2 separate regions of the Homo sapiens genome follow, and region 2 is linked to region 1. A link is an interaction called in ENCODE POLR2A ChIA-PET data of the cell type or tissue named here. Cell type or tissue: GM12878. All regions are shown on one strand. Each heading gives the region's core, and the rest is flanking DNA. Links, peaks and the distances in the headings are about the cores only. Region 1 overlaps LOC124903279 (a long non-coding RNA gene). Region 2 overlaps OR11G2 (olfactory receptor family 11 subfamily G member 2).

Region 1 (5,385 bases), core at 69-5,068:
GGCTAGATTAACACAGTTTTATCCTCAATTATATATTTTTCTATAAAACAGGAAAGTATAAACATCAAATACATGAAAAAACTGCATTGAAAAATTAAATCTAAACACTCAAGAAGAATTAGGCACTGTATTCACTAATCTAAACAGAATTTAATCTTTCTTGCATTATATTTTCATGGGTTTAAATAAGAAAGCAATTATTTTCACTTTCCTACTTTGACATAATAACCCCACAAAACAGCCTGGCATAAAAGTACTGACTTGGTGGCAAGAGACCCAGACTTAAGCCTAGGCTTACCACTTACCAGCTGTATGACCTTATTCATCTTCAAACCCTTGTATGGCTATATCCAATACTAGAGAAGGTGTCCCATAAACACTTATGACTTTAGGAAGTAAAGTTTTCCTCTTTGCTTGCCTGTGCTACAGCAACAGGCAAATAAATAAAAGGAAGGATATAGTTCTCCCTCCCAATAGTTCAACCATCTGGCAGGGCAAACAGAAAATGACCACACCAGAAAAGGAGTACAAAGAGAAGCAAAACTGGAGAAAATGAAAAGGATAGGGGGCTTATCCCCTCACTGGGATTCCATATATCCTGGGAAGCATTGCTTTTTCCGTATCCACACTGGCCAACTATGTACTCTCCCATTCAGTGGGACCATGCTCTAAAATCCCATCACCCTGGATCTATTTCTATATTTATCTGCTGAGATTCTGGTGTAACCTCCTCTACAGCCATCCTGCCCTGAGCAAAGATAAACAGGACCATGAAGCTTTTTCTGTTTGTTTGTTTGTTTATCCTATCAATATAAATATGTAAATGCATGAAAAAAATGTGAGAATCTAATCTTATAAATCTAAAGTAAGCAGGTATAGAAAAATATGCGTTCAGAGAATTGTAATCAACAACAGAATAATGTTTATTCATTAAATATTTATTGTGTACTATAAATTGACACTACACTAGAATTAGGCACACATTTTAGAAAGATATATTTTCTATCTAGAAGACACCACAGTATCGTAGGAGATCTTTATAATTTACAAATCACTTATACATTACATAATAAAAATGTATACATACGATTGCTTTATCCAGAACACAGTTCCCAATAAACACTGATGAAACTATGTATAGACTGAGATTTCAGTGTCTTTCTTGGTTTTTTAAGCAAGTTTATCTATGGGCTAAAAAATACCCTATCATCCAGTAAAAAGGTTACAATTCAAACCTCAACAAGTGTTTTCCAACCGGACCTTAACTGTGGCCTGGCCAGAAAGTGTTAGTAATAAAGCACTCAAAGTCAAACCTACTGCATTGCTTGTCCAAGAACAGACTAAACTGCGTATCAAGAAAATTTCCTTTAATACTATCCATTTGTCAAAACAAAGGTTACAGGCCAGGCACAGTGGCTCACACTTATAATCACAGCACTTTGGGAGATTGAGGCAGGAGGATCACTTGAATCCAAGAGTTTGAGACCAGCCTGGTTAACATAGTAAGACCTCATCTCTACTAATAATTTTTTTTTTTTTTTTTGAGATGGAGTCTCGTTCTGCCACCCAGGCTGGAGTGCAGTGGTGCGATCTCGGCTCACTGCAAGCTCCGCCTCCCGGGTTCACGCCATTCTCCTGCCTCAGCCTCCCCAGTAGCTGGGACTACAGGTGCCCACCACCAAGCCCGGTTAATTTTTTTTTTGTATTTTAGTAGAGACGGGGTTTCACCGTGTTAGCCAGGATGGTCGCGATCTCCTGACCTCATGATCCGCCTGCCTCGGCCTCCCAAAGTGCTGGGATTACAGGTGTGAGCCACTGCACCCGGCCTCTACTAAGAATTTTTTTTAAATTAGCCAGGCTTGGTGGCTAATGTCCCAGCTATGTGGGAGACTGAGGTAGGAGGATTGCTTAAGACCACGAGTTTATGGGTGCAGTGAGCTATGATCATTCCACTGAACTCTAACCTGAATAACAGAGCGAGACCCTGTTCCCCCAACCCCCAAAAAAGAGGTTACACAAATATGCTTGGGTATGCCATAGATACACTTACCCTCTATTGTAGCTTTAGTATCATTCTAAAATTATTTTTAAATGTCCATTTTGAAAGGTAATCCATGGAGTAAGGAGTCAACCTGAAAAGGTACATACTCTGATTCCAATTTTATGACATTCTGAAAAAGGCAAAAGTATAGAAACAGTAAAAAGATAGTGGTTTCTAGCAAGGAAGCCCTGGGAGGCATAAGAAAAAAAAATTTTTAATTAAAAAATGAAAAAAGATAGTGGTTTCCAGGGGTGAGGGAGGAGGGGAGATAAGGACACACAGGTAGAACACATAGGATTGTACAGCAATGAAACGATTCTGTATGATAGTTTAATAAATACATGTCAGTATACATTTGTCAAAACCCATAAAATGTACAACACTAAGAGTGAACTCCAATATAAACCATGGACTTGGAGTGATAAGGATGTGTCAATGTAGGCTCATGAATTATAGGAAGTGTACCACTCTGGGATGGGACATTGATAATGGGGAAGGTTGGGCATAAGGTTGGTGAAGAGGTATATAGAAACCCTCTGTACTTTCTATTCAATATTGCTGTGAACCTGAAACTGCTTTAAAAGACAAAGCCTATTTTTAAAATAACTTTTTTAAATGTAACCCAATAATAATATTGGCCAAAGCTGCACAACTAGGTTTACTTTCCTCTGGGCAGTGACAAACAGAAGCAGACAAGGTAAGTTTTCCACAAGGCCTTTTGCTAATAGAGAAGCAGTATGTGGACCAATATGTTGAGGCTCACATTCCTCAAATGATATGCTCTTTCATCTTCTCTTTTCTCCTATCATTTGCCTCCCCCACTGTGGACACATGAAACAGATACCTAATCTTTTCCCCTCTCTGCCACCATGAATAAAAAGATTCAAGCTGAACACAATAGTTGGCAAAGTCTAGAAGATGCTGGCATTATTAAAACTGTCTCTGCAAAGGCAATGCCCAAAGGAACCCCATTCTCCCAGGCCTAATCCAAAGGCAAAGTTGTTTTAACAGATTAGAAAAGAAAGTTGAAGGAGCAGAGTCACAACAGAACCTAGGTCCCTGAGTGCCAGTTTCGGGCTCTCTGCAGCAGCTCTGCCATGGTTGATTAGCAGGAGTTGGAGTCCCCTGAGAGCCAATTAGAGGAGGAAGTCAGGGTGGGGGAGGGAGGAGTGATTCCATCAACTCCCCATTAAAAGTGAGTGGATCCCACAGCACAGAGAGACAGTGACTCAAACTGTTGCATCAGCCAAAGTTCCAATACTAACTCCCTAAACGTGAGGAAGGGCAAAGGGAAGGAGGGAGGGAGGAAAGTGAGGTGTCTCACACTCTGGCAAGCTTCCACTTCCTATCTCAAGCGAATAGATCTCCTCATTAGCCATGAAGAAAACCCCAACACACTATGAGAGGAATTAGCCAGGGGGCTGCTGACACACAGCCAGGCTGCCAATTCAGAATCACTCTTGTCAAGTCAGATCCCATGTGACTCATTGTCTTTTGTGTAGAAAAGTAAAACTTTCATGACTACCCTCCCTCCATCTCAAACTTATAAAATAACTGATGATTTTCCAAACATGTTCACAAACACTACTTGATTGATTTCTACAAAATCACTGAGTTTTTCCAGGTTTGTGTAAGTATTTTCATCTAGGAATTTAAAGAAGTTAATAATGAAGTTCAAGAGATTTTCCTAAAATCACACAGGCAGTGTTATTTGTGTATTTTTAAGCAATATACCACTATGCTTATATAGATAGAATATCTCCGGAAGAAAACAATAAAATGGAGTCGTTACTCCAGTAAGGGAAGTAGAGGTCAGGCGTGAAAATGAAGTTTTTTCTCTGTATAGTTTTTAATAACTTTTCAATTTTACACCATTGTATATATAACTTCCTGAAATAAATGAAAAAGAAAGTTACAATTAGGGAGCAGAAAACTATAATCCAATTCTCTTTCCCGCTGTACAGCACCATCTCCTATGGGGGGGGCGGGTAAGGAGTAAGAACAGTTTTCCTTTTCCTGTATCTTCCCACATATGCCCTATTCCATCACCTCCCTATCCACTTATAGATGCAAAATTTTCTGTGAGCACTTTCCCATTGTTGCCTGCTCTATGCAAACCTGCCAGGAGCTGAGAGTGTGCTGAGAAAACCAACCAAGTCCTAGGAAAATTTAAAATGTGACTCTGATTTATACAGAGACTAATTCTAACAACATAATTTTCATTTGAAATTAAAAATAGCATTTTTGTCCAAATGTCTTCTGAGAATAGATAAACTAACACTTCAGCATAAAAGATCAAGATTAGAAAGAATGAAGGCAGTAAACTTGCCAGTAACAGGCACTGTGCTTCCCCAGTACTCAACAGGCTGATGGGTCACTGACAGACGAGGAGGAACAACCTGTCCTAGATATCATTAAAGGAGATTCTTGGCTTGATGGAGAGACAGGCTCCCACAAAAAGAAAAATGAGAGGATGTTATGGTCATGTATTACTAATAGTTTAGAGGAGAAAATTTGAAAATGTAAATGAAATGGATAAATTACTATAAAAATACAAAATATTAAAACTGACTCAAGAGAAAAATTGAATGATTCAAACCAATAAACATCAAAGAATTTAAATCAGTAGTTAACCTTTCTATTAACAAAATGTGCAGTACTGATGACTTTACAGGTAAATTCTACCAAAAAAAAAGAGAAGACAATTTCATATAAACTCTTCAAATAATCACACAGAGGAAACACTCTTTACTCATTGTATGAGGCAAGCTTACATTTGATACCAAAACCAAACTAGAATACACTAAGCAATAAAAACTAAACTAAAATCACTTGTCACCCACACACACATAAACCTAGTTAAATGAATACAGCAGTGTATAAGAATATATATAACCTAGGCCGGGTGCAGTGGCTCACGCCTGTAATTCCAGCACTTTGGGCAGCTGAGGAAGGTGAATCACTTGAGGTCAAGAGTTCAAGACCAGCCTGGGGCAACATGGCGTGAAACCCCATCTCTAGAAGAAACAAATAGATGCCATAAAAAATGATAAAGGGGATATCACCACCGATCCCACAGAAATACAAACTACCATCAGAGATTACTACAAACACTTCTACGCAAATAAACTAGAAAATCTAGAAGAAATGGATAAATTCCTCGACACATACACTCTCCCAAGACTAAACCAGGAAGAAGTCGAATCTCTGAATAGACCAATAAAAGGAGCTGAAATTGTGGCAATAATTAATAGTTTAACAACCAAAAAGAGTCCAGGACCAGATGGATTCACAGCCAAATTCTACCAGAGGTACAAGGAGGAACTGGTACAATTCCTTCTGAA
Region 2 (5,385 bases), core at 219-5,218, 59 kb before region 1:
CTAGCCCAAGTTCCCTTTGCTTTGAAAAGTAACCCTGAATTTCTCTTTAGGACTTCTCACTTATTTGCCAGTCATATCACAATAAGTTTGTTTCCTTAATATAAACGAAGCTCTGTAAAATAGTAAGAGAACAGAACAGTATCCCAGTAAGAAAATGAGCAAAAGGATATAAACGAATAACATCCAGAAAAAGATTCTTAAACATGGAAAGGGCACTAACTAATTCATAAAAAGGTAAAAGTAGAATAAGCCTATAAATATATCTCACTTTTTATCTATTAAATTGACAAAGATCAAGAAGTTTGATTACACATTGCGTGTCTGAGGATTGTGAAATGGGTTCTCTCACACTTAGCTGGTGGGCGTATCAGCTTTACAAACTCTATATAGGGTGACAAGGCAACCTCTATCAAAATTTAGAAGACACATATCCTTTAAAACAGCACCTCAACTTTTAAGTTGTTTAACCTACAGATATTTTTACACATGTGGGAAATGTTTACTGCAGCATTGTTGTAATAGCAAAATATTGAGAAAAACATCAGTTCCCATTAATAGAAGACTAGTAAAATGAGCTATGGTGAGTTATACCATGGAATATTATGTCTTCAATTTATAAACTATGAAGCAGTTCCATATGCAATGATATATAATATGTCCAAGACACACTGTTAAATGAAAAAAGCAAAGTGAATAGCAGAGTGTATTGTAGCTGCCTTCCATGGAAATGTGTATATCTCCTGAAAGAGCTCCAAAAAACTGATAACAATGGTTGCTTCAGGCAAGAAGAATTTTGTGTCTAAGGAACAAGATAGTAAAGGAGACTTTTTTTTCATAACTCCTTTTGTGCGTTCAAATTCTTTATCATGTGCCTATATTATGCATTGAAAAAATAATAAAACATATTTTGTAAAATTTTTTTATTTCCATAGGTTATTGGGGAACAGGTGATGTTTGGTTATATGAGTAAGTTCTTTAAACAAAGAACAATTTTCAATTTTTTTTTTTTTTTTTTTTTTTTGAGATGGAGTTTAGCTCCTGTTGCCCAGGCTGGAGTGCAATGGCGCCATCTCGGCTCACTGCAACCTCCACCTCCCACGTTCAAATGATTCTCCTGTCTCAGCCTCCTGAGTAGCTGGGATTACAGGTGCCCGCCACTACGCCTGGCTAATTTTTGGTATTTTTAGTAGAGATGGAGATTCACCATGTTGGCCAGGCTGGTCTCGAACTTCTGACCTCAGGTGATCCACCCACCTCGGCCTCCCAAAGTGCTGGGATTACAGGCGTGAGCCACTGCACCCGGCCAACAAAGAACAATTTTCTAGGAGAACTTTCTGATCATTAGATTTGGAAAATCATTTTTTCCCGCAATTCTAGGGTTCCTTAGGAGCCTGTTTATTGATAGAAATGTTGAAGCGAGGTCTTCAGAGCCCCTTAACATAATTTCACTCAGATAGTTTCGTACTTTAGAAAAAACCTGAGATACAGCTTCCTCATCTTAGGGCTTGTGTAAATATACTGTTATAAAACTTTAACGAGTTTTATCACAGTTATATTTAGACATCATCTCCCTTATTTTTCAATTACTGATTTTTATTGCCCTTGTTCGGCACCTGCAATGTACCAAACATTGAGCCAGGAAATAAATTTGAGACAAAGGTATATAAGACACATTTTCTTCCCTCATAGGATTCACAGTCTTGTGATCGAGAAAATTGGAAGGTTTTCTTTTTGTTAAGTAGCAAAAGTTCAGTGAGAGGGGAAGGCCTAATTACAGTGGAAGCTCACGAGAAGCTGCATGTATGTAAGTATGGAACTTGTGTGAAAGAGGTTGTAAGCACAGCACAGGCATTGTCTTTTTGCAAGTGCACCTCAGGTTACAGAATAGAAGTGCTTCTAGAAATTATTTTACACCATCGTATAATCAACCACTGCTAGTGGTTACTACTAAGGTCCCAGAGACAAAGCAAGTATGACCATAAAATATAATATAGGCTGGGCGTGGTGGCTATGCCTATAATCCGAGCACTTTGGGAGGCCGAGGTGGGTGGATCACCTGAGATCAGGAGTTCGAGACTAGCCTGGCCAACATGGTGAAACCCTGTCTCTACTAAAAATACAAAAAAAAAAATAGCCGGGTGTGGTGACGTATGCCTGTAATCCCAGCTACTTGGGAAGCTGAGGCGGGAGAATCCCTTGAACCCGGGAGGTGGAGCTTCCAGTGATCTGAGATCATGCCATTGTGCTCCAGCCTGGGCAACAAGAGTGAAACTTCATCTCAAAAAATAACAATAATAATAGTAATAATATAAATTGAATACAAAAGAGAGATATTATTTAAAATGTTAAGTAAATATAGATTTTAGTAATAGAATGTTGAATTGCTTCGATCTACCATCTTGCTGTGATCAAATAAAAATACTAAATTTAAAAAAAAACTTAAAAACATTGACAATCTGAAGAGAGAATAGAAAATGGCTAAGTCATTTTTTTATGAAAGCCTGAGAGGTGAGCACTAAGGCCATTCATGCTCAGAGAGCACTTGACTGTAGTTCATATCCTTATGCTTCAGGACAATTCCTGGCTGAGGAGATAGAAATAGGAACCTGGTGCTGGTGGGGAGGGGGTGGTCACAAAAAGCTGGTGCTCTAATGGTCTTCATCCTCAGGTAAGGATGAACCAGAGCTAGACCTGATGCCACTCAGAAGGGAATCACTCATCCCTGGAAGTTTGTGGCCATGGTTTAGCTCTCGTTTGAATTTTCTTCAATTTCCCCATTACACTAGCAATCTCTTCATCTTTTTTTTTTTTTTTTTTTTTTAGTTCAAAGGTGTTAGGCTTTCTTTTTGTTGTTGTTGTTTGCAGTTTGGGGGTTTTTTTAGATAGTATCTCACCCTGTCACCCATGCTGGAATACAGTGGTATGATCACAGCTAATTGCAGCCTCAACCTCTTGGGCTCAAGCAATCCTCCCACCTTAGCCTCTCAAGTAGCTGGGACCACAGGCACATGCCACCATGCCTGGCTAATTTTTTTTTTTTTTTTTTTAGAAATTGGGTCTCTCTATGTTGCCCAGGCTGTAGGCTTTCTATTAAAGACTTTGCCATCCTCTTTTTCCTTTGTTTCATTTTATGAATGGACACAACTCAAAATTTTTAAGTAAAATATTTTAATCCTCCAGCCTACATGAAATGTTAAGTCACAAAACAGCCTTAATCATTTTGAAAGATTAAAATCGTACCTATCTTTCTCAAATCACAATGGAATAAAACCGTAAATCAACAGCAAAAAGAAATATCCACAAATATGTGGATATTCAACAACACAATCTAAACCAAGCGATGAGTCAGAGAAGTCACAAGGGAAATTATAAAGTATCTTGAGACAAATAAAAATGAAAACACAACATACCAAAATTTACAAGATGAAAAGAAAGCAGCACTAAGAGAGAAATTTATAGCTATAAAGGCTTACATTATAAAAGAAGAAAAATCTCAACTCAAAAACCTAACTTTATGCCATAAGAAACTAGAAAAAGAAGAACAAACTAAATTCAAAGCTAGCAAATGGTAGGAAATAATGAAGATTACAGCAGGGATAAATGAAGTGAAAATATAAAACTGTAGAGAAAATGAACAAAACCAAAAGTTTGTTATTCAAAAAGATAAACTAAGTGGACAAGACTTTAGCTAGATTAAGAAAAAAAGAAGACTCAACAAAAATTAGAAATTAAATGAGGACATTACAACTGATTTTCTAGAAATTAGTTTTTATAACTTTTCCTATGAACAAAAAGAAGTTATCTCGAATTCCACACAGACGTCTCATCATTGCCTTTCAAAACATTCTTCTTGCCTTTGCTCTGGGGTCCAATTTGCCCTAAACTACATGAAAACTGTGGATGGAAGAAAGGATGCTATGCCAAGGACTCTTGAGGGAGTCATAAACCAGCCCAAGGGAAGACTGAAGTCATCACAATAATCTCCAAGACAAAACTTTAATTGCACCCCTGAATCACAGTGACACATTTCTTCATTCACCTGCACCCTCTTTCTGAAATCTCTTCATGAGGTTCATATGCCACTGCTTTTGTGGCACTATTCTGCCACAAAAGTAATTCATATATAAAACTCACCTGTTGACCTTTCTCTGCTGGATGAGACAATTGGAAGGTCTGGGTGCCCGGAGGTGACTGAGGTCCTTTATGTAGCCCTTGATGAAAATAACCACCCTGTCAGTCGAGGCCTAAACCTCAAGGGCTGACCATAGGAGGAGTGTGCTTCTTTCCTCTGGCTATAACTGTTACCCAAAGAATTACCTGTAAGTGTTCCTTTTGAGCACTTCAGGAAAGGAGAAAAGGGAGTTTCAACAGTTACCTTTATATATCCTAGGATTCTCTGGGTCAGGCTCCAGGTTTTGAGTCCACATAAGGCAAAGAGATGTATCAATGAGAAGGCACAGGCTCGGTTTGTATTCCTAGGACTCTATCATGAAGGGTAAGTAACTTTTTCCCCTGTCTAGGATTCACTTGACTTCTTCTAAGACATCTACACATGGATGCTAGCTCCAGTGAAATGCCTTTATAATATGAACATATTTTTGCAAAATTTTGTGAGTTTCTAGACGTGTGATTTCATGCACCGCATCTCCAGTATAAGTGTTGTAATGAACTGTTGACATCTGTGCCCAGCTACCCAGATCCTCCTCAGCTGAACACTTCCTTAAACGTTCTTGCCTAATTATTTGCAAAGGAATGCCTCATTATTTGGAAATTTGATAAATTACATAATTTGGTATTAGAAGTCATGCTTAATAACTCACTTTCTACAATGCCTCTGATTAAATATAACTTATTCCCATTACTTTTATGCACATCCCAGGAAATGTAATGCCCTTCCTTTAATACTTTATCTTCTGCCTTTTGAATTATTAATACTACTGTGTTTTTATGTCTTCTTTATGTTAGACCGACCTGTATGTTTCTAAGTGCCAGAATATACAAGAAGGTCGAAAAAATGAATCTGACCAACTAAAAGGAGCTGCCCATAGCTTCACTATGAGATAATATGAACATGAAATATTCATATTTGAATGACATATGACTTTTTAATCTAGTCATTCAGGTTCACTTAAATTCATTGGACGGGTGCAGTGGCTCACGCCTATAATCTCCGCACTTTGAGGGGCCAAAGGTTTGTAGAGAAAGCTTCTCATCATGTTCCCTAGGCTAGAGACATGATGAGAACATGTCTCTACAAAACATTTAATAATTAGCCTGGCATGGTGGCATACGTCTATCATCCCAGCTACTGAGGTTAAGGCAGTAGGATCGCTTGAGCTTGGGAGGTCAAGGCTGCAATGAACTATGATCCCGCGACTGCACTCC

The links. ChIA-PET counts read pairs that join two places held together with the same protein. Peaks named below come from ENCODE experiments on the same cell type or tissue, not always from the same donor. Only the 100,000 strongest peaks of a DNase experiment are listed, where the experiment ranks them.
Region 2: POLR2A ChIA-PET joins it to region 1 with 6 read pairs; 2 of 35 experiments call an interaction of 5 or more read pairs at or near these places.

The regions. Positions count from the first base shown.
Region 1 is chr14:20,259,563-20,264,947 of GRCh38, forward strand. It overlaps LOC124903279 (a long non-coding RNA gene), which reads right to left. Exons shown (of 2, transcript XR_007064057.1): 1 at 2,051-5,385. Among named protein-coding and RNA genes, the nearest start is that of OR11H4, 23 kb to the left of the region's middle. In GM12878, for the core only: no CTCF peak of the experiment used is centred there; a DNase peak (open chromatin) is centred at 3,169.
Region 2 is chr14:20,200,199-20,205,583 of GRCh38, forward strand. OR11G2 (olfactory receptor family 11 subfamily G member 2) reads left to right here. Exons shown (of 2, transcript NM_001386033.1): 2 at 1-877. Among named protein-coding and RNA genes, the nearest start is that of OR11G2, 12 kb to the left of the region's middle. In GM12878, for the core only: no CTCF peak of the experiment used is centred there; no DNase peak of the experiment used is centred there.